2 separate regions of the Homo sapiens genome follow, and region 1 is linked to region 2. Evidence: chromatin loops called from intact Hi-C (ENCODE). Cell type or tissue: endothelial cell of umbilical vein. All regions are shown on one strand. Links, peaks and the distances in the headings refer to the core of each region. The heading gives the core; the rest is flanking DNA.

Region 1 (11,310 bases), core at 1,063-9,062, 130 kb before region 2:
ACATAGTGCATCTTGCGGCCACTAGATACAAAGCCATGTACAGAAATGAGGCCAGATGCAGATGGGGCGAATTGAAAAGACGAAAGAAGAAAAGAATGACAGGGTCGAGAAGGCAACATTGATTGAGTGAAACAATGAGAAGCCTCAGTCAGTCAGGAGGTGATTCTCACTAAGGGTAAGTGGGGTGGTGATGGCACACCATTTTGAGTATACTGAATGCTGCTGTGTGGTTCACACTCCTTTGGTTAATTTTGTGTTATGTAAATTTCACATCAACAATTACTTGTTTGAAAAAGAGAAAACAAGGCTCTGAGAAACAACTGCAACCCATACATTTTTATTATCCTTCTTCTCTGTTTGATAAATATTTGTGTGTAGCAAACCTGCCATGGCAATTCCTGCCCTTCTCCTGACCCAGCTTAGCTCTTACGTCTCCCCACCGAGCTACTGTACTTCAGAGATTTACACACCTGCCCCCCTGCCTGCCCCCATGGGGTCCCCTCACCTAAGCTCCTCAGCTTGCTTGAGCTGCTCTGCAAGCATCTCCTCCTTGAACTGTCGCTCATTCCTCAGCATAGATTTTATGAGGTCTTTGCACTCTTCATATTCTGAGAAAAGACAGACACGCCTGCATCAGTGCAAGGCTGGACATGCTGCTGTGGTCATTCCCTACAGGACAGGAGCCAGGTCCATCCCAAGGACAAAACTCTCCCCAGTACCAGGGTCTAGACAGGGATTTCCACATCTTTACTCTTCAGTCTCCTGACTTTCTGGCATCTGATCCTCCAAAATTTAGAGATGAAGAAAGAGAACCTCAAGGGCACATCAAGGAAGTTGACAAGATGATTCAACCACAACGAAGTGGAGTCAGAATTCTCAGCCCCTGAGGTCTGACTCTGAATTCGGGGCCACTTTCCCAAGACTTGCAGCCTCTCCTCTAAAACACTGCACTGGGGCATGAAGTAGTGATTTCTTGTACAGTCGGGAAGGCCCCTAGGACTATGGGACTGATGGTTTCCCTTTTACTGGGAATTTCAAGGACAAGTATGTGAAAGATTTTAAAAATCTTTGATTTTTAAATCATATTTTCAGTTATGATTTTAAGAATCATATCTGAAGCATAAAGTGTGAGACATAAGACCATAAGGCCATGAAGGAAATATGCCCAAATTCTTTATTAGTATGAGAGGCAGCATTAAGATTTAGATTCGTTGTGTTAATTTAGAAACAGCATAAGATTAGTTTGTGTTAATTTAGAAACATCAGAATGAAGAACTAATAGATAGTGTTTACACTGTGCCAATTAATGTTCAAGGAGATTGACAGGAAATACCTCATGTAATTCATTGCAGCAATTTACAGAGGTAGGTATTATTGTAGTACCCTCTGAACAGATGAGGAAACTGAGGGACAGACAAGACAAGCAACTTGGATGGAGCCCAGGAGACAGGCTGAGGGTCCCTGCTTTGCACACTGCACTGCTGCTTCCACACATTCTCGGGTGTGATCTTTCTTCCTCTTTAGGAACAAGAGCCTGTGCACCAGGAAGCAGGACTTCACTCTCACCAAGGTACTCTCTGCTTTTTATTTTTATTTTTGTTTTATTTATCTTTTTGTTTGTTTGTTTTTTGATGAGTCTTGCCCTGTCACCCATGCTGGAGTGCAATAGTGCAATCTTGGCTCACTGCAACATCTGCCTGCTGGGTTCAAAGGATTCTTCTGCCTCAGCCTCCCGATTAGTGGTGATTACAGTTGCCCGCCATGACGCCCATCTACTTTTTGTATTTTTAGTGGAGATGGGGTTTCTCCATGTTGCCCAGGCTAGTCTCAAACTCCTGACCTCGTGCTCTGCCCGCCTCAGCCTCCCAAAGTGCTGAGATTACAGGAGTGAGCCACATTGCACGGCCCCTACTCCCTGCTCTTGATGCTGTCACTTATAGATAGCACAGGTTCTATTAGGAGCAGACTCCTCTTGAAGCCCCTCAGAGCAGGTACTGGGTACTATCACCAAGTTCCCCTCAGAGTCACTAGAACACAGCTTTGCCTGTTGGGCCTCAACAGAAACTTGAACTGAATAAAATTTCACTAGTCCTAGACATTTAGAACAACAGACTACATGTTATTTGTCTGCAGGATCTTATAAGGTACAGAGAGGATTCTTGAAAACATGATTGAGCCTCTTGGAGAAAATAGGTCATTCTGTGCCTGTGTCAGAAATCAATAAATGGCAGTTTACCTCTAGTCCCACCCCCATCTGATTGCAAACATGGAAAGTTGCTAAATACTTTGGTACCTCTGTCTTCCAACTTTAACAAAATGTTAAAATACCCATTTCTGTTTTCCTAGAAGTACAGGAAGGATGAAATTCTTTTTGATGGAGAGAGCATTTAGTGTCTCAGAGAGAAGACAGGACATCATTCATCACTTTCATGATGGTGAGCCTATAGATCTTACTGTATTTCTTCTGTCGGTTGGCCAGGAAGCCGGCCAGTTGAGTTACAAAACATTTCTCTTTGAGGTTTCTGAACTGCTGTTTGTTCTCTGCCAGCTGGGGGCGCAATTTCTCGTTGATTTCTAGAATGTTCATCTCTGCCTTCTCGCTGGACCAAGGGCCGGCTGATACCACCATGCTGATGTTTGTGGCAGAAGAGGTGGAGTCAGGGACTGGGGAGAAGAAACCCAAACATATGATGGGTTAAAAACTGGTGAAATCAAATCGGTTTAATCAGGACTGAGGGATGTCAGTAACTGAAATTCTTAACTTATTGTTGTGAAAAATGTGATCACTCCCCACAGCACTTTAGGATCCTTCACCACAAAAACAAGGTTCGAGGTGCCTCAACTCAGAGCTGAAAGCACTGCCAGTAGCTCAGACTCTGATAAGAGTGAGGTAGATTGTGGCCAGCGTGCCAGGTAACCGTCTGCAGTTGCAATAACAGAATTAGAAGGTGGGGGTGTCATGGAATCTTAGGAGCCCTGCATTCCAATTGCCCAGGCTTTGCTGAAACACAGGCACCCTAGTCTCACCTGAGGGTCACCACCAATGGGGATCATTCCTTCAGCATTCACTCTCAGTATTCGTGTACCCTTGTGACAATGCCACAGACCCGTGTCTTTCCCACTACATCTAAGCATATTCCTCACTGTTTATCTCTTGTCTGTACAACATCATCAAGGCAGAAACAGTTTCCCAACAGGTTATATTTTCTTAATGGTAGTCATGAAGTCACCCCACCTGCTCTCAGTTAAAACAGAGCTTAAGGCTTTTCCACAGGTGTAAGATATCAAACTTTTAGCCTGCCCTGATATCCTCTGGGTCTTCTGCAGTTTTTTCTGTATCCACTAGAAAGTGAATGAATAATTCATTTTTTTAAAATGTTTTCTTTCCTGTCTCAGTATTCTTGCTGCTGCATCCCATTGTTAGATTGATTTCTTCTTTCTTACTGGGGCACCTTCTTGGGTTTTCATTACATTCTAGACCAGTTTGACATCCCTACATCCAAAGCTCTTCCTCTATGTGGGTTGATTTGTTTTTTAATGTCACTGAGCACTACATTTTATACTTGTCACTTATAGATGTCATTCTAGTGCCACAAGACCTCTTTTCAAGGTATCAAGTGATCAAAGTCATTTATATAGAGGTCTCCTGAAAAAATGTGTGACCATCTATCTTGGGAAGTTTTGTAAACCTGATGCTATTTTGCTGTTTCTATTTTGTTTTCCCATATACTGAAAAGAACAGGGCCACGGGCAGTTCTTATGGAATATGGTTCGATATATATTTTGTTGAGATGACCTAACACCATTGATTTTGGGTTGCATTCCACTAACAGAACATGGCAAGATCAAGGTTATGGTCAGGGTTGGTTGGTGATCCTCAGTGTTGCTGTGCAGTAGAAGGTGAGTTTGAGGTGAGAGGAACAAGTAGGAAAGAGTGATCCCCTGAGCCACCTCTTTGCTTTCTCAGCTTTCATCCCCACCTAGGTTTTGTGAGCCTGGAACTTGAGAGACTGTTCTGTAGCCCAGGTCTCCTAAGATTGCCTGCTGGGCTTGCCTGAGTTGAGGGTGCAGTGGGTTGATGCTTTGAGATGTATCAAAAGCTTTAAGTCAATGTATTTTCTAGGGTCTGGAAGACCTGACATTCTGTGTCAGAATGAAAATCTGTCAAGTTTCTAAATGAAAAAACTGCAGGTTCACAAAGTGACATGGGTTACTTGAGGTCACAAAGGGATGAGTTTTCAGCACTGCCAATAAAAGCAATCACAATAATTATTCAGTAATTATTCATAGGATCCATAGAATCCAGTAAATATTCACATATTTAGTAATTATTCATCGACCAATTCATACAAGGCATTTTGCTCAAAACTGTGTTTATATTTGGACATTGTATCTTCATCATAATCCTTAAGGTAATGCTATTATCCGTAAGTAACAATTAAGAAACCTGAAGATGAGGGATAGCTAATCATGTATTTGGCCATATTTCCATTTTTTGGTTTTTGTGATGCTGGAAGAATGACCAGAATGAGTCACGTGAAGAGTATTCATTCCTGTATTATTTTCCAGGACAGAGGTGTGCCCTTCTAGAGTACTGGGACCAAAATTCAGAAGTGTCTGAAACCTTGCTTTAACAGTATGGGAAATAACCTCTATCACCTGGAATTTCCCTGGAACTTTGGAATATACAAGAGAAGTATGAGACGTGGGTCTTCCCTTGGCTGTGTTTAATTCACTCTTCTATGGAATACCAATGATTCTCACTAAGACTTTTGCCTTTTTATAACCACAATGTATGTCTTATGGAGAAGATTTTACACTTTGCTCTATTTAGAAAGAATAACTATGAGCAATGGTTTAGGTTTTATGCCCTGGACTTCATATTTTTCTGATTTCTGTTTTGAGATTAAATTCTCATGTAAATAGAAAAATACTTATTATTTCTCATCAGGCCAAGTTTGTTATCAGCTTGAGTTTTTGAAGATGAAGCACAAACTTTTGATTTTATCTTTGTCCCCATCAGCTCCACTCATTGTCTCTCAGTATGACCTGGACTTGCCCCTGCATTTACCCTCATCCTGCTGAGCCATCTCCATGCACTGTCCAATTCCATCAGTGATTCGGGGTCCTCCCAAGGCTCCCTGAAATGTGCACAGGGATCAGGATGTCAGACACATTCCAGACACAAAGGCAACCCATACTGTAGAGTGAGCAGCTGTGTTCCCACTTCCCTAATGTTCCAGTGATGTCCTCAAACTGAAGGGAACACTTTCCCTTTTTAAGGGTCTGTTCTTCATGTCTCAATGCCTCTGATCTAGTGAACACAACTGTCCTGAAAGTGAAAGAACCTGCTAAATTTCGGGTTTCTGGTTAGTTGGCTAGAATAAGTTTATAAGACTTCCTTACTTACCTATGACTGCTGACGTTTGAATTCTTAGCAGTATGATTCCTTTTCTTGTAAGCTGAGCAGCTTAGGAAAGATTGGCCATGTTGCTGTGCAAAAAGAGGTAAATTTAATTTCTACTCAAAGCATGCTTGAATTTGGAACTAGGGCTTCCACTCTTCCAAAGTTGGACTGTCACTACCTCAGGCATGTGTCCCAAAAGGCTCATGTCTCTGTTGTACTCAAAGTTCAAATGGAGCCCAGCAAGCCAGATCTCCTTTACTTCTAGGTTCCCTCAACAGTTTCTCCTCTGCTTTAGAGACTGCCTTGAAAATATTCTTGTCCTGCTGTTGTGTTTTGGCTTTGGAATGATGTGATGCAGCTCAATGGGTCCTACCCCCAAGTTGATCAGAGTAAGAAACAGCTGGGAAAGTCAGTGCAAATACAAGTTCATCGTCCTCCTTGCAGGGATTCTGATTCAGAGGGCTCAGGTGGGGCCTGGAATGTGTTTGTTAACATGACTCAGATGTGCAGTCAGTTTGGGGACCCGCTGATACCATCGACCTTATAGTTTTTGGGATGATTCTTTCTGTTTTGCTGATGAAGAAACTGAGGCATAGACAGTCTGTAACTTACCCAAGTTCCCCTTGCTGTAAGTCCTGGAGCCGGATCTCAGGTGGAGCAGCCTCTTCCCCATCCCCTTCCCACATTTTCCAATTCAGCTGGGTCAATTCTTTCCAAGTACGTGTTTCTCTCCCCTATAAGTCATTTCTGAAAAAAGGAGAACTGGACTTTAACTTCTTTCATCTAATACATTTCCTCACAACATGCTGCCAGCATCATATTCTGGCCTCTTACTATTAAAGTGAGATGCCTTTTTTTTGTTTTTTTTTTTTTTTTTTTTTTTTTTTTTGAGACAGGGTCTTGTTCTGTCACCCAGGCTGGAGTGCAGTGGTGATTATAGATCACTGCAACCTTGAACTCCTAGGCTCAAGCGATCCTCCTGCCTCAGCTTTCCAAGTAGTTGGAACTCTAGGCACACATCACCATTTCTGGCTAATTTTTTATTTCTCATGGAGACAAGGTCTTGCTATGTTGCTCAGGCTGGTTTTGAACTTCTGGCCTCAAGCGATCCTCCCACCTAGGCCTCCAAAAGTGCTGGGATTACAGGAGTAAACCACTGAGCCTGGCCCTGAAATGCTTTTTTTTTTTTTTTTAATGAAAATACAAGGCATGGAGATGGGGAAAGACACCTTGCTTTATTACTGTTATTATTTCTATAGTATAATTCATATATCACAAAAATCACCATTTTTAAGCATATATTTCAGTGTCTTTTACCATATTCCAAAAGTTCTGCAACCATCACCACTACCTAATTCCAGAATATTTTCATAATGCCAAAAAGCATGCCTGTACCTATGGGCAGTCACTCTCCAATTCCCCCCTTCTTGCAGTCTCTGACAACCACTAATCTACTTTCTCTATATAAAAATGTAATTGTTCTGGGCATTTCCTCTATATGGGATAACAAAGTGTGGCATTTTGCATCTGCTTCTCAGCATTTTTTTCTCAAGTTTCATCCTTTTTAGCCTGCATCAATACTTCAACTTTTTTATGGCCAAATGATATTCCACCATATGATTATACCACATTTTGTTTATTCATCAACTGATGGTGGTTTAAGATGTTTCCACTTTTTAACTATTATGAATAATGCTGCTATGAACAGCTTTGTACATGTTTTTGAGTGAACATCTGTTTTTCATTTTCTTGGTTATAAACCTAGGAGTGCAATTGCTGCATCATGTCACTTTATGTTTAACTTTCTTTTATGTTTAACTTTTTGAGGAACTTACACACTGTTTACCAACTTCAGTGGCTATGCCATTTTACATTCCCACTAGTAATATATGAGAATTCCATATTCTCCATAACTTTCCAAACATGTGTTGTCTTTATTTTTTCTTAAGTCATACTAGTGGGTGTGAAGTGGTATCTCATTTTGATTTAAATTTACATTTTCCTAATGATGAAAAACATCGAACATCTTTGCATGTGCTTCTTGGCCATTTGTGTGTTTGCTTTAGAGAAACCTCTACTCACAGATTTTTTCCCATTGTTAAATTTGGTTGTTTGTCGTTTATTGCTCAGTTATATGAATTCCTTATATACTCTAGGTACTAGACCCATGTCAAATATATAATTTGGAAATAGTTCTCCCATTATGTGGATTATCTCTTCTCTTCCTTGACATTATCCTTTGAAGCATGTAAGTTTTTTATTTTAGTGAAGTCCATTTATCTATTTATTTTTGGGTTGTTTGTGCCTACTTAAAAAATGTCTAATCCAAAGTCACAAAGATTTGTACCTATGTTTTCTTCAAGACATAGTTTTTTGAATGAGAACTTTCCTGGGTTTTACTGGAGGGCGGACATTGTTTATTTATGCCTCCTGTCCATTACCGATGTTTCTCCTGATTGTTATTCATATGCTCACCACCCCTCCATGGAGCATCCCATGGCCTGTGACAGAGCTCTGGGGACTGATATCCTTCCACTGACTTTGGCGCCGGTGAGAGCCCTGGTCATGTGATTCAGCTTGGCCTTAACCCGACCCAGTTGCACATATTCCTCAGGGCCTTTAGAGTTGAAGTCGAGAGCCTCTCTGAGAATGCTTGCCAGCCCATGCTGTTCTAAGGCTGGAGCAAACTTCCTCAGTCTATTCCAGAGAGAGGGGACTGCAGGGGTGGGACTCATTCAAGACATCTCTGGTGTTAGAAAGTAGACCTGTTTCAGGGTTTGGGGAAGATTGTTCAAAATGAACTAGGTTCTCTCTATTTTTACTGTATGTGTGACTTCTTTCCAGAAACAAAGGAAGAATATTTATGTTAGAACATTTTGTCTATTCTTTGTCAATTGTTGTTTGTCTACAATTTTAATGGATAAAGGAGAGCTCAGTGTAAATATATTCTTAAGAATTATGGTTCATGCCCACTGCCATGCAATCATATTTAAATCTATGAACTGGCCGGACGCGGTGGCTCACGCCTGTAATCCCAGCACTTTGGGAGGCCGAGGCGGGTGGATCATGAGGTCAGGAGATCGAGACCATCCTGGCTAACATGGTGAAACCCCATCTCTACTAAAAATACAAAAAATTAGCTGGGTGTGGTGGCAGGCGCCTGTAGTCCCAGCTACTCAGGAGGCTGAGGCAGGAGAATGGCATGAACCCAGGAGGCAGAGCTTGCAGTGAGCTGAGATTGAGCCACTGCACTCCAGCCTGGGTGACAGAGCGAGACTCCATCTCAAAAAAAAAAAAAATCTATGAACTATCCTGTTACTTAGGTATTATCCTGCTCCTGATGAGAAAACAAACTCAGAAAGATTGCAAAATTTCCCTAAGTCACAAAACTAGTGAGGAGAGGAATAAGAATTAGATATCAGTTCCTTTTGGCCTTCAAAGCTAACCGTGTACCATTAGATCAAACTGATTTACATACTTTTGCTGGAATTAGTCTCAGAGTTTGTGGTTCTCACTTGATTTTCCCAAGGGAACTGTGTGCCACTTTAATATCATTTCAAACTTTGAAATTTAAAACTTTTTTATTATACTTTTTTGTCTTTGTAGAATTGATCAAGCAGAAGAAAAAATTAGAAGCCGTCATCTGAGGATAATGTGTGGTCATGACCCCTTCGGCCAGGACAGTTTTTGTGTCCTCTTTTTTTCTTTTCCTCCAGTGTCTGTTTCTCTCTGACACTCAGCTTTCCTGAAAACTGTTTAGTGTTTCTAATTCAGCCAAATTTTCACGTTGTATTTTTCTTTCTCATCTGCTGCAGTTTTCATCTTTAAACTAGCCAGATCGGTAGATGGAAGAAACAATGAGGTACCTCCAAAATTGAGTTAGATCAATGTAACCAACAGAAAATGATGAGATTAGATAAACACAAGTGACCTGAGCCAGTGGAATATAACTTAACAATTAAAAAACTCAATGATATCTATAAGGCAGACATTATGACAGGGAATGTCGTTATGATATTACAATTGTTCATCTCTCTATGATCTCTCACATCAGAAGGTCAATTTTCTCCAGTTTTTTTTTTTTTTTTTTCATAATTGCTTCAGCCTAAGGCACTAAATTCTAGGACAACTCTATATTTTTCTTGAATTATAGATTACTTGTCTTCCTTTAAATATTTTTTAGAAATTTACTTATCCAATAGTCAAAGAGGATTCTTCTTTACATTTTTATTAATTCTGTTGACATAATTTTATTGTGTCTAGTCAGGTCCTATACATATCCTGGGATGGATGAGATTCTCAGTTTTATAGATAAGTAATAGATAGGGAAAATAACAACTAGACAGAGAATAACCTGGAGTCTCTGGAAGGTTTCAGAGACATGAGAAGAAAACAATTAAGACCAAAAGTAAAAGAATGGCATAATTTCAAAAAATCTTTACTTAAAAATAAAAATTATTTAAAATCTGTTTTGTACTCTCAAAAAAAAGGTTAAAGAAAACATGGACTCTATAAAACAATAGATGAAACACAAGATAATAAGGTACTAGATTGAATTGTAAAAGGAGCTGGCAGAGTTAAGAAACAGAGCCACAGCAGAATTTAAGAATAAAGAGCAGAATTAGCAATACATAATACCAAATCAATTTTGTAAAGAATCAATATCAGAAATTCTCCCAAATGCCAAAAGAAAGGACAAAGAGATGAAAATTATCCAAGAAGAAATAACAGATATGGAGGAAAGACAATAAAAATCCAACACATAGATATCAATGCTCCTGAAGAAAAGTCAGGACAAGTGAACCATAAGCTCTAAAGATACAATAGAAGGAAATTTTCTTGAGCTGATAAAAGACCTGACATTGCAAATTGGAAGGGACTCATCATGCACCAGAAAAATCTAGATAAATTTTGATTTGCAAGTATAAAGACATAATTCTATAATTTAGAAATGTAATGGAACAACCCCTGCGATGGTTTTTGTACCACTGTTTAACAACTATGTTTTCACATTCTTGTCTGCTTGTGAACAGAGAGTAGGATCATACCTCTCTCAATAGGAGGTGAGGCTTCCTTGAAGATAATAGATATTTCAAATGTCAACTGCTGAAAAGAGAAAGATTCTAAGATGAGAAAAGAGAATTTGGAAGGTGGGCCTTAAACAGGAACAAGAGGGAATTCCTTTCTCTGAGCCTCATTCTCTTGAGCCTGCAATCCAAAGAGTCATAATATGCTCACTAGTACTTCCAAAAAAGGAAGGGATAATGGCATCTGCCATATGGAGGCAAGCTAGGAACTAAGTTGGGGAGTTAATGAGTTAATACAAGTCAAGATCTTAAAACAGTACCTGGCACATAATAAGCACTCCACAAATATTAGCTATCATCACCTTCATAATTATTATTATATGTGATATGATTACCGTAATTTAGCATAGCCTTATTATTATTATTATTTTTGAGACAGTCTTGCTCTGTCACCCATGCTGGAGTCCAGTGACACAATCTCAGCTCACTGCAACCTCCACCTCCCGAGTTCAAGCAATTCTCCTGCCTCAGCCTCCAGAGTAGCTGATACTACAGGCGCATGCCACCACGCCTGGCTAATTTTTGTATTTTTAGCAGAGACGGGGTTTCACTATGTTGGCCAGGCTGGTCTCAGACTCCTGACCTCGTGATCCACCCACCTCAGCCTCCCAAAGTGTTGGGGTTACAGGCAGGAGCCACCACGCCCAGCCTAGTCTTATTGGAGGAAAGACAATAAAAATGCACTTTAGACTCAGCTTTGATAGAGATTTAAGAAAAGGGTTTATATGGTCTGGAGGGTAAAGGAGAGAGATTCCTCCTCTCCCTCAGAGGCCACTGTTGGTCATAGGGATGAATAATAGCTCAAAAGGAAAAGGG
Region 2 (10,756 bases), core at 2,757-10,756:
GGACACCAAAGTAATTTGGGCACATTTTTCTATGCCTTCTGTTTTAAAAGACATAACTTGAGAGTACCTGGTGAGCCATTCACTACAGACTGGAAATTAGAATAGAGGCTGAGAGAGACATTTTTTTCCAGGCCTGCCCTGTCATCTTGATACCCAAACCCCTGAAGCTGCCACCTCTGTCTCCACAATAAAACAGCCCTGAGGTCAGGTGTGGTGGCTCGTGCCTGTAATCCTAGCACTTTGGGAGGCCGAGGCAGGTGGATTACCTGAGGTCAGGAGTTTAAGACAAGACTGGCTAACATGGCAAAACCCCGTCTCTGCTAAAAATACAAAAATTAGCCAGGCATGGTGGCACGCGCCTGTTGTCCCAGCTACTCAGGAGGCAGAGGCAGGAGAATCGCTTGAACCCGGGAGGCAGAGGTTGCAGTGAGCTGAGATTGTGCCACTGCACTCCAGCCTGGGTGACAAAGCGAGACTCTGTCTCAAAAAAAAAAAAAAAAAAAGCAAAACCAAAAAAACCCAGCCCTGACTCCCTCTCCATATTTTATCATTATTCTATTACCAACGACCCTGGGCTAAAGGCCAGCAGTGACAGTGGCTGGGACAGGGGCTGAGATGCCTGCACAGCTTTGCTGTATGTGCCTCTGGCTCTGAGGCTTGGTTTCCTTCCAGAAAACTGTTGGCTGTGCTAGGTGTCAGTTCACCCTTCTCCAGGGGAGAAGCTGGGCCTCGCACCAGCCCCTGGAGCCTCAAATGTGCTCCCTCACAGCCACTGGGGCTGCTCACCAACCATCACAGTAGGCCCTGAACTGGGCCAAGGTCAGAGTTACTCTCCCTCACCCACACTCCCCAAACTCACACATGCTAAGCAACAAGGGGAAATGTGACAGGAGAATGAGCTCTACTCTTTACATGCGGGTGTAGCCTCTGGCACCTTCGTGGCCTGGAAGTCTAACACAGTCCAGTGAAATGTAGAAATAGCTACAAAGCTAAAGTGACCTTTGGCTGCAGTGAACACACGAGACTTGGACTAAGCCGAGGCAGGTAGCAGGTCTGAGCCATGTATCTAACAAGGGAGACTGACAAACTGGACTCTGTTCAGAGAAGAGGAGAAAGGACAAACAAAATATTGGAACCGTGAAAGCACTAAAATAATTGTAAGAAATAATTGCAGGAGCTGGGGATATTTAGCCCAGAAAGGAGAAACTTTAGAATGATTAACTTTCTTCAGAGAGTTGATAGACTCCTGAGTAGAAAGGAAAACTAGGTAATGCTGGCCAGGCGCGGTGGCTCACGCCTGTAATCCCAGCACTTTGGGAGGCCGAGGCAGGTGGATCGCCTAAAGTCAGGAGTTTGAGACCAGCCTGACCAACATGGTGAAACCCCTTCTCTACTAAAAAATACAAAAAATTAGCTGGGCGTGGGAGCGGTGGCTGCAATCCCAGCTGCTCAGGAGGCTGAGGCACAAGAATCACTTGAACCCAGGAGACAGAGGTTGCAGTGAGCCAAGATTGTGCCACTGCACTCCAGCCTGAGCAACAGAGTGGGACTCTGTCTCAAAAAAAAAAAAAAAAGAAAAAAGAAAAAGAAAAAGAACACTAGGTAATGATACTAGCCCACACCTGAGTACTTTTATATGCCAAGCACCATGCCAATTGTTTTACACACTTTCTCATTTACTCTAAACAGCAGTTCTGTGATATAACTGCAATTATTATCCCCATTCCACAGTTGAGGAAAACACAGAAAGGTTGAATGACTTATCCAAGGTCACGTAGTAAGTGGAGTCAGGACGTAAATCCAGGCAGTCTGCCTCATGTGCCTGAGACTTGCCTGCCATCCATAGACATTTCCCATGTGGGGCCCTCAGCAGACTTCATTGAAAGTTAAAGGCAGGCAGGACTGACAGCAGCACAAGGAAGAATTTTACTGGAAGTATTCCACAAGGGATATTGTGTGGATACTTTGGGTGGTAGTGAGCTGCAGAACAGTAGACAGATTCAAGCAGAGGATGCAAGAGGTATTACCCTGAACAGTTCGCAAGGAGCATTACAGCAACAATAGCACCAGGGAACTTGTTAGGAATACAACTTCTTGGACCACCCCCACCCCTGCCCTGAGTCCCTGAATTAGAAACTCTGCAGCTGGGCCCAGCCATCCGAATTGTTCAAAGATGCCCTGCTGGTGATGTTAATACACGCTCAAGTTTGGGAAACACTGGCATGCAAGTGTCTGCACACTTCCAGGGACTGGAAGACTGCTGCAGTCTCTTCTGCTTCCAAAACCCCATAATTCTACAGAAGTAAGATGGAAATACAATTCAATGTCCACTCAGTTTTTCTTTGTCTTAATGTCGAGCACTTACTATTAGTATCTTGAAAACAATCTATCAGTTGCTAAATTGTGTAACTGGACTCATACACCTTAGACATTGAAAGGCCCACAGGATACATATTTGGGAGGCTGTGGATGACCAGGAGGCAGCCTATATTTCAGCCACCTCATTGCTTCACTGACTTCCAAACCAGCCCCATATGTCCCTGCTCCTTGCTGGTTCATACTGTTCCTCTACCCCTGCCTTTTGAAATCCTGCCTTCTTTCAAAGCTCAATTTAAATGTCACATTGTCCACACAGAGTGCCTAACACTGTCTGCGCCCACAGGGCAGTCTCCTTTTCTTCCTCCCAACCTCCCCTGCTTCCTGGGTTCTCTCTCACTTCTGGGGTACTTAGAGCTCTTGGTGCATTCTGCTTCTGCTTCATCTCACGGGAATGCAGGCCTCTCTCAGCAGTGTGCTCGCCTTGACAGCAGGCCCCATTCAGTCATCGTCAACCCCGCAGGGCCTGGCACACAATAACCTTGTGAGAAGCGACCAAAAGCAACATTTGCAGAAAACTGTGCATGCAACCGTTTGCAGGATGGACAGACACTACATGGCTGGTGAAAAGGAAGCGCGCTGCGATTCACTTTTGAGCCCTGAGGTCTTTGCAGAACTTTGAGGTTTTTTGCAATAACCAGTATGAATACATGTGTGTCAGCTAGTACTTAAGTGGCCCCAACCTCACTCACCCACAACTCTGGTTGCCTTTAACTTCTCTTCATGTTGCTAATAATCACTGTTTTACAGCTCCTGGATGATAAGGAATGCTGAGTGCTCTCAGAGCCAACCTTTGAAAGGTTCTCATAGACCCAAGGAGGGAGAAGTCTCCATTTTAGAGAGCAGAGAGGTCATCTGTTTGAACACTATCATAGAGACAGCAAATAAGGATACTGGGAGAGCAGAGACCAGGCCCAGTTTAGCAGTTTATGCCAGTGGGACCCAGTATCCTGTGGGCTGTGGTGGACTGGTCCTGTGACCAGGATGATGGTGAGACACTCCTCTTCCCAACATGGGTTCCCAACCCCCAGGCTCCCAGAATGGACTCATTCTGCAGTGAAAGCTAACACTTTGATGGAGTGAAGAAGTATTTCTTTTCTTTTTTCTTTTTTTTTTTTTTTTAGAGACACAGTCTCACTCTGGCATCCAGGCTGGAGTGCAGTGGCGCAATCACGGTTCACTGCAAGCTCCGCCTCCCGGGGGGTCACACCATTCTCCTGCCTCAGCCTCCCCAGTAGCTGGGACTACAGGCACCCACCACCAGGCCCAACTAATTTTTGTATTTTTAGTAGAGACAGGTTTCACTGTGTTAGCCAGGATGGTCTCAATCTCCTGACCTCGTGATCCACCTGCCTCGGCCTCCCAAAGTGCTGGGATTACAGGTGTGAGCCACTGCGCCTGGCTTGGAGTGAAGAAATATTTCTAATATCTGTCTCATTTGACGATGGCTTCAGTGGAGCCATCTGGGAGTTCTCAAACCCCAGAGCACCCTACTGTTTTTAGGACCACAGAGTACTACAATAACAGGAATAAGAAGGAAAAGAGAGTCTCTAGACTAGTTATGAAAAATTTTCCCCCACCCTCCCTCCACCCTTGAATTCCTGGGTAGCCTGGCACTGGGTGGCAATCATGACAGGTGTTCCTCCAGAACCGTGGGGCTTCCTGGTGTGCTGTGCCCTTTGGCACAGGGCCTGGCCCAGCCTTGCAGGACTTAGAGCCCAATGCTTCTAATTCTCAGACTAATGTTCCTGCCATCTAAGGGCACAACCCTAGAATTTAGGAACAATTGTAATCTCCCAAGCCATCACTGACCAAGGAAGAACAGAACAGAATAGAAATGGATGGGAAGCTGGGAGTGGTGGTTCAGGCCTGTAATCCCAGCACTTTGGGAGGCCAAGGCCAGAGGATTGTTTGAGCCCAGGAGTTCAAGAGCAGGCGGGGCAGCATAGGGAGACCTCATCCATACAAATCATTTTTAAAATTATCAACCGAGCGTGGTGGCTCACGCCTGTAATCCCAGCACTTTGGGAGGCCAAGGCAGGCAGATCACTTGAGGTCAGGAGTTTGAGACCAGCCTGGCCAACATGATGAAACTGTCTCTACTAAAAATACAAGAATTAGTCCAGCATGGTGGCAGGCTCTCGTAATCCCAGCTACTCAGAAGGTTGAGGCAGGAGCATCACTTGAGCCCAGGAGGCAGAGGTTACAGTGAGCTGAGATCACGCCACTGTACTCCAGCCTGTGTGACACAGCGAAACTCCATCTCTAAATAAATAAATAAATAAATAAATAAATAAATAAATAAATAATAAATAAATAAAAAGTTATCCAGGTGTGGTGGCGTACACCTGTGGTCCTAGCTGCTTGAGGGGCTGAGGTGGGAAGATCACTCGACCCCAGGAGGTCAAGGTTGCAGTGAGCCATGATTGCCCCACTGCACTCCAGCCTTGGTGACAGAGCAAGACCCTGTCTCAAAAAAAAAAAAAAAAAAAGGAAAGAAAGAAAAAAGAAAAAGAAAAAAAATGGGTGGGTGGGAAGATAAGGTCAGTCATTCATCCTCCCCCCACCACATCAGGACCATTTTGGTGCCCCCACTCGTTGCCTCCCCTGCTCACCACCACCCTCACCCAAGCCTTCTTGACAGCTCCCTGACCTTCTTCCCTTTCAGCCTGGAGCAGCTGTGTTCTCTGTCCTACTTCTAACCAAAACCTACTCTCAGGAGAAGACTTGGTACCTTTCTTTATACTTGAGAGGACATTCTGTCCTTTTATCTTCTAGTTATTCTATCATCAGTCCTTTCCTTATTATGAATTAGCAAATACAAAATCTTTGTTCCCCAGGGTAAAGAAAAGAATTTTAAGAAGTGGTTTTTCTTAGCCCCCTCAGCACCCTAGTCTATTTCTAACACCAAAAAGACAAAACAAGGGAGAGGAAAGGAGAAGGAGATGGAGGACCAGTTGCAGGAGAGAAAGGAGAAAAAAATCCACAGTGGGGGTGGCGGAAGATCTATGACTTCTAACAACCCATTCTGTGGTTTTCAAAGAGCGAATATAATAACAGCTATGAAAGTGTGAGCAATGACGAAACTGGAGAGATAGGGTTTTAACAAGATGCAAGGACAATCTGAGGACTGAGAGCCATTTCAACGTGAGCCCCCAGTCTGAGAACAAGAAAGAAGAACTTCTGTCTCGAGGTAAAAAGGCCTGCTGGGGACCTGGGGTCCAGGTGAAGGGATGGGATGGTTGACAGAACTGCTCAGGTGAGGACAGGCTTCTCATGAGGTCCCTGAGAAACTTGCCTTTTGGAGGGAAATGTCCTCTGCCCTCTGGAGCCTGGGGAGAAGGTTATTTCTGCCCGCCAGACCAGCATGCTCGCTTTTCTTCCATGGGCATTCAGGAATCCTGGCCCCATTCTGACATTCCTCAAATGGAGGAATTCCTCAAATTACCAGAGGAAAGTTACCAAAGTTTAGATCTGCTGGAGCTCTTCAAGGATTGGCCTGAGACAAGCCGGGAGGTGCCACGGGGCTTGGAGCTGGCCCTGTGAGGCACCTCCGGGGGAAGTTCATGTCCTAGGTGGTTCACGTCATGGACCTCTTGGAGGTCCGTGAATAGATTTATTCATGGGATTTGTGAATTGGGGGGAAAAATACATCTTTATTTTCACTAATCTTTAATTGAAAGTCAGCACTTGCTTCAGTTATGAATGTAGACAATGAACCACAATAGAATTTGCCATCAATAGAAAACACAAATATTTTCAAATCTCATTACAGTTTTTATAGATTTCTCCAAATGTCCTTAACGCTCAGCACTACTACAGAATTACAACAGTTATTAGGCTGATGTCAAATCTAAAGAAGCATGTGTACTGCTCTACCACACATTCTTCTAATGTTTTGACAACTGTCTTGTCATAATTTGTTCCCTTTATTATCCCATGTATCTTATTAATTTTTAAATGTTGTTCTGAGAAGGGACTCCATATGCCTTCCCAGACCACCAAAGAGGTCCATGGCGCCTTTATGTCAGGCACCTGCTTTGGTGTGTTGAGCAGGAAGCCTGAGATCTCAGACAAGAGCTTCAAGGGCCCCCCAGCCCAAACCTCTGTCTACTAACAAGTCTGGTTCTACTTTAAGGCAGTTGGGGTTGTGGAGATTGAAAAAGAAGCCCCTTCACAGCTGCAAATGAGATCTTTCTGGGCATCTTTTTCAGTGTCGTGGGAGATCTGTATACAGAGGTATTTGTGGAGCTCAGAGCTGACCTTCCAGCTCCTCTGAGAGGTTAGATCCGGGCTCCGGTGGCAGAGGAAATGGAGACTCTTCCTTGCCCTCTTGTCCCCACCCTCCCCAGAAAACCTCTGGCAAAGCTTTATGTGTCATCTAACCGTCACCACATTCCTATGAGGTAGTTTTAAACACAAGAGGAATGTGAGGCTGAGTGAGGTCCAGCAATGTGCTGGTCACACAAAGCTTGGATTTGAACCCAGGAGTCCACAAGACTCCAGGACCGCCTCCGAAGGTGCGGGAGGGAAGAGTTTCCCGCCGTCTGTGAGCTGTCGCCTGAGAGAGGCACCGAGCCCTGGGGCCACCAGCGCAGCTCAGGAGCCCCGGGGACCATCAAAGATGAGGATGCCAACTCCACGGGCACCCTCCCCCCTGCCCGCGCTGGGGCTCACAACGTTTTAAGAGGGGAGACCCGCCCCTGGCGTGTAGTGGGCCCGGAAAATTCCCAGACTTCTCACGACCACCCGCTCTCCCCTCTGTTGAGGGCCAGGTGCCGCTCTAGTACATGCTGCGTCCCCAGGACCCACCAGGCCCAACTTTGCACCCCCTCATCTCCCCTCCTAGTTTAGACTTTCCCTGGCTAGCCCCCATGCTCGCTGGATGGCCCATGGCTGGAGTGACGCGGGCCAACGCGGGGCAGGTAGGGGGTCACTCGGCTTTGGCTGAAAGGCAGCGCCCTCTAGCGGCCAGAGTGCGAAATCAGCGCCGCCGGCTCCGCGCTGCCCCGCCTGCATCACAACAGGGTGCTCCCCTCCCGGGCACCAAGGTCACTTCCCAGAGCATCCTTGCCCAGTGACCTCGCTGCCCCCCAGCGCTGGTGAGGGGCCCACAACAGACTTACATGCTCTTCTTCAACTCGGCCCTAGGCACCGCGAAGTCTGGCCACTCCAGCGGAGTGACCAGCTGCATCAGCCCCTCCCGCCTGTCCTCTCTCTCCTTGGAAGCGGTCCCTACCCTGCGCCCCTCCCATCCCGCTGCACCAGTCCCTTAGGAAACACGCCTAGAGAAGGGACACGACCTTGTCAACATTCCACAGCTACCTAGTGCGGAGCCAGGACTGGAAGCCAGATCTCCTCAGCCCATTCCCCACCTTAATTCACCCACCGTATTCTTTAGTCACCAGCTCCCGAGAGCCCACAAACAACTATGAAGGCCTAACTTCATTGCCATCTTGCAGCCTTTCCACATCCCTCATCCAGAATTTCTCCTGTGCTGCCCCTTGACACTTTATGACCTTATTACTTAGTACAGTCGTTCTTGTGTTAACAGCTGTTCGTGAATGGATGAGCGGCTGTGAGGAGAGGGACAAAGGGGACTCCAAGAGAAAGACTCTCATAACTTGGGTTAGAGTCCTGCTCCCCAACTTAGGAGCTGTGATTTTAAGCAAGTCACAAGTCCCCTCCAAGCCTCTATATGCTTCGTACAAATAATAAATTTTAGAAAATAATAATGGCTTAGTGTTTTATAAGGACTAAACACAGTCTTGCAGGTAGATGTGCCTGGAACACTGTCCATTGATTCCAATATAAGAAAGCATAAAACTAATCATAGCTATCATTTATTGAGCCCTTACTCTCTGCCAGGCACTGTGCTAAGTAATTTACATAGGTGACCTCATTTGACCCTCACAACCCAAGGAAGAGAATATTTTGTCACCATTTTATAGGTCATTAAGAGATTAAGAAACTTGCCCAATATTACACAGATAGTTAAGTTTCAAAGCCAGATCTGAAACATCCTGGTCTGACTCTAGAGACCATTTAACCACTAAAACGTCCGCCTCTGCTGTGTTAGTGATCTCTCTGTGCCCCATGGTGTCTGACACATTATAGATGCTCCGTGTTTCTGAAATATGTCTATTTATTAAAGGCTGAGCATAGCGCCTGGCCCAGGAGCCTAAGAAACTTGACCGAGTCATGCAACTATTAAGTTTTTTTTGTTTTTATTTTTGTTTTTTCGAGACAGAATCTTGCTCTGTCGCCCAGGCTGGAGTGCAGTAGCGCGATCTCAGCTCACTGCAAGCTCCGCCTCTCGGGCTCACGCCATTCTCCTGCCTCAGCCTCCCGAGTAGCTGGGACTACAGGCGCCCGCCACCACGCCCGGCTAATTTTTTGTATTTTTTTTAGTAGAGATGGGGTTTCACCGTGTTAGCCAGGATGGTCTCGATCTCCTGACCTCGTGATCTGCCCACCTCGGCCTCCCAAAGTGCTGGGATTACAGGCGTGAGACACCGCGCCCGGCGCCACTATTAAGTTTTAGGACCAGGATTTGAACACAAACACTCTGGCTCTAGAGTCTACGCTTTTTAACCATAATTCTGGGCTGAATGAATAATTGCAATCCTTCTTTGTCTTCCTCTTTGAATAAAATGATTTGTCATTTTATTCATTTATCCTCTTTGTCACTTAATATTCCATGTTTCAAGAGTCACCAGGACATTCTGGTGTAGCATGAAGGTATGATAACACAGGAGAAGGAACAAGGAGAGGTCAAGGCTAGGAAAGGACATTGGGGCCATACCATGAGCTGCTGCTGGGATGTTTTATTAGGATTGTGACAAATGTATAGATAAGTACAGAAGAATTTAACAATCGTCTCTACTTAGATTTTCTTTTATGTTCCTTAATAGTACTGTATAGTTTGTATCCTATAGGTCCTATTCGGAATGTTGTTACATTTTTCTGGACATTTGATGGGTTTTTTGGTTGCTATAATGAATGGAACTTTTCCTTCTACCATATTTTCTGACTAATAATTATATCCAGGAAAATTTTTAATCTTATGTATTAATAAGTACCTTATTAAATTGTATGTATATACACTAATTTAGTTTATTGTTTTATACAAACTATAATTACATAACATTCTATTCTGTGGATCTGCAATAATTTATTCAACCATTCTCACCAGTGGGTCTTCACCTGTTTCCTTTTTTTATGGGGGCAGGAAGGCGACAAAGTTTTGCTCTGTTGCCCAGGCTGGAGTGCAGTGGCGTGATCTTGGCTCACTGCAATCTCTGCCTCCCAGGTTCAAGCAATTATCCTGCCTCAGCCTCCTGAGTAGGTGGGATCACAGGCACCTGCTACAACACCCAGCTAATTTTTGCATTTTTAGTAGAGCCAGGGTTTCACCATGTGGGCCAGGCTGGTCTCGAACTCCTGACCTCAGGTGATCCGCACGCCTCCCAAAGTGCTGGGATTACAGGTGTGAGCCACCACACCTGGCCTTCACCTGTTTCTATTTTTTTGGTATTATAAAAAATGCTGCAGTGAATATCCTTGTACATCTATACTAGCACACTCATGCTTTTATTTCTGTAAGCTATAGCCAAAGGGACAGGGTATGTGCATTTGAAATGTTAATATATAATGAGTATTCCCCCAAAGCTCCGTAACAATGTATAGTTCTACCTAGAGTGAATGATTGCACATATTTCTTCTTACCCTTACCAAAATTTGATTTATCTTTTAAATTTTTGTTCACTTAACAGGTGGTAATTCTGAAATTCTGAACTCTGAATTTTTAATTTGTACTTCCCTGAATACTTGTAAAACTGAAAAACTTTTTATTGCATTTCGTCTTTTGTGAACTGCCTATTCAGATACTCTTTTATTGTTTCTAATAATTCTCAATTAAGTTTCTTGGGTTTTCTAGATGTAAGTTATATCACATATAAATAGTAATAAATTTGCCTTAAGATTTCCAATATTTATACCCTTTGCTTTATTTTCTTGTCTAAATATAATGGCAAACACTTTCAGAACAATGTGAAATAACAGAAATAATAGGAAGCATCTCTGCCTTGCTCCTAATATTAATAGAAATTATCCCATATTTTACCATTAAATATGATGCTGCAATTTTATCTGAGATATACATTTCTCCATTATATTGAATAGTATTCATCCATTACCATTTTACTTAGGATTTTAGTGGGAATTAATGTAAGATGTTATCAGAAGGTAATATTGACTTTCTTTTTTATCCAGTAGTATGTTAATTAATAGATTTCCTAATATTAAATCATCCAAGAATTTCTAAAAATGAAACCTTATTCCATTTGTCATGGTGTATTATATTTTTAATATCTTGTAT

Evidence for each region. A loop is a pair of places that touch in the nucleus more often than their neighbours do. Peaks named below come from ENCODE experiments on the same cell type or tissue, not always from the same donor. Only the 100,000 strongest peaks of a DNase experiment are listed, where the experiment ranks them.
Region 1: it touches region 2 in a loop (18-fold over the local background); 13 of 110 quality-filtered maps call a loop at or near these places.

Annotation. Positions count from the first base shown.
Region 1 is chr1:145,588,432-145,599,741 of GRCh38, forward strand. It overlaps the pseudogene NBPF25P. Among named protein-coding and RNA genes, the nearest start is that of GPR89A, 14 kb to the right of the region's middle. In endothelial cell of umbilical vein, for the core only: no CTCF peak of the experiment used is centred there; no DNase peak of the experiment used is centred there.
Region 2 is chr1:145,713,991-145,724,746 of GRCh38, forward strand. CD160 (CD160 molecule) reads left to right here and starts at 5,509. Exons shown (of 6, transcript NM_007053.4): 1 at 5,509-5,569. In endothelial cell of umbilical vein, for the core only: a CTCF peak has its summit at 7,357 (motif pointing left); no DNase peak of the experiment used is centred there; H3K4me3 peaks cover 286 bases; H3K27me3 peaks cover 391 bases.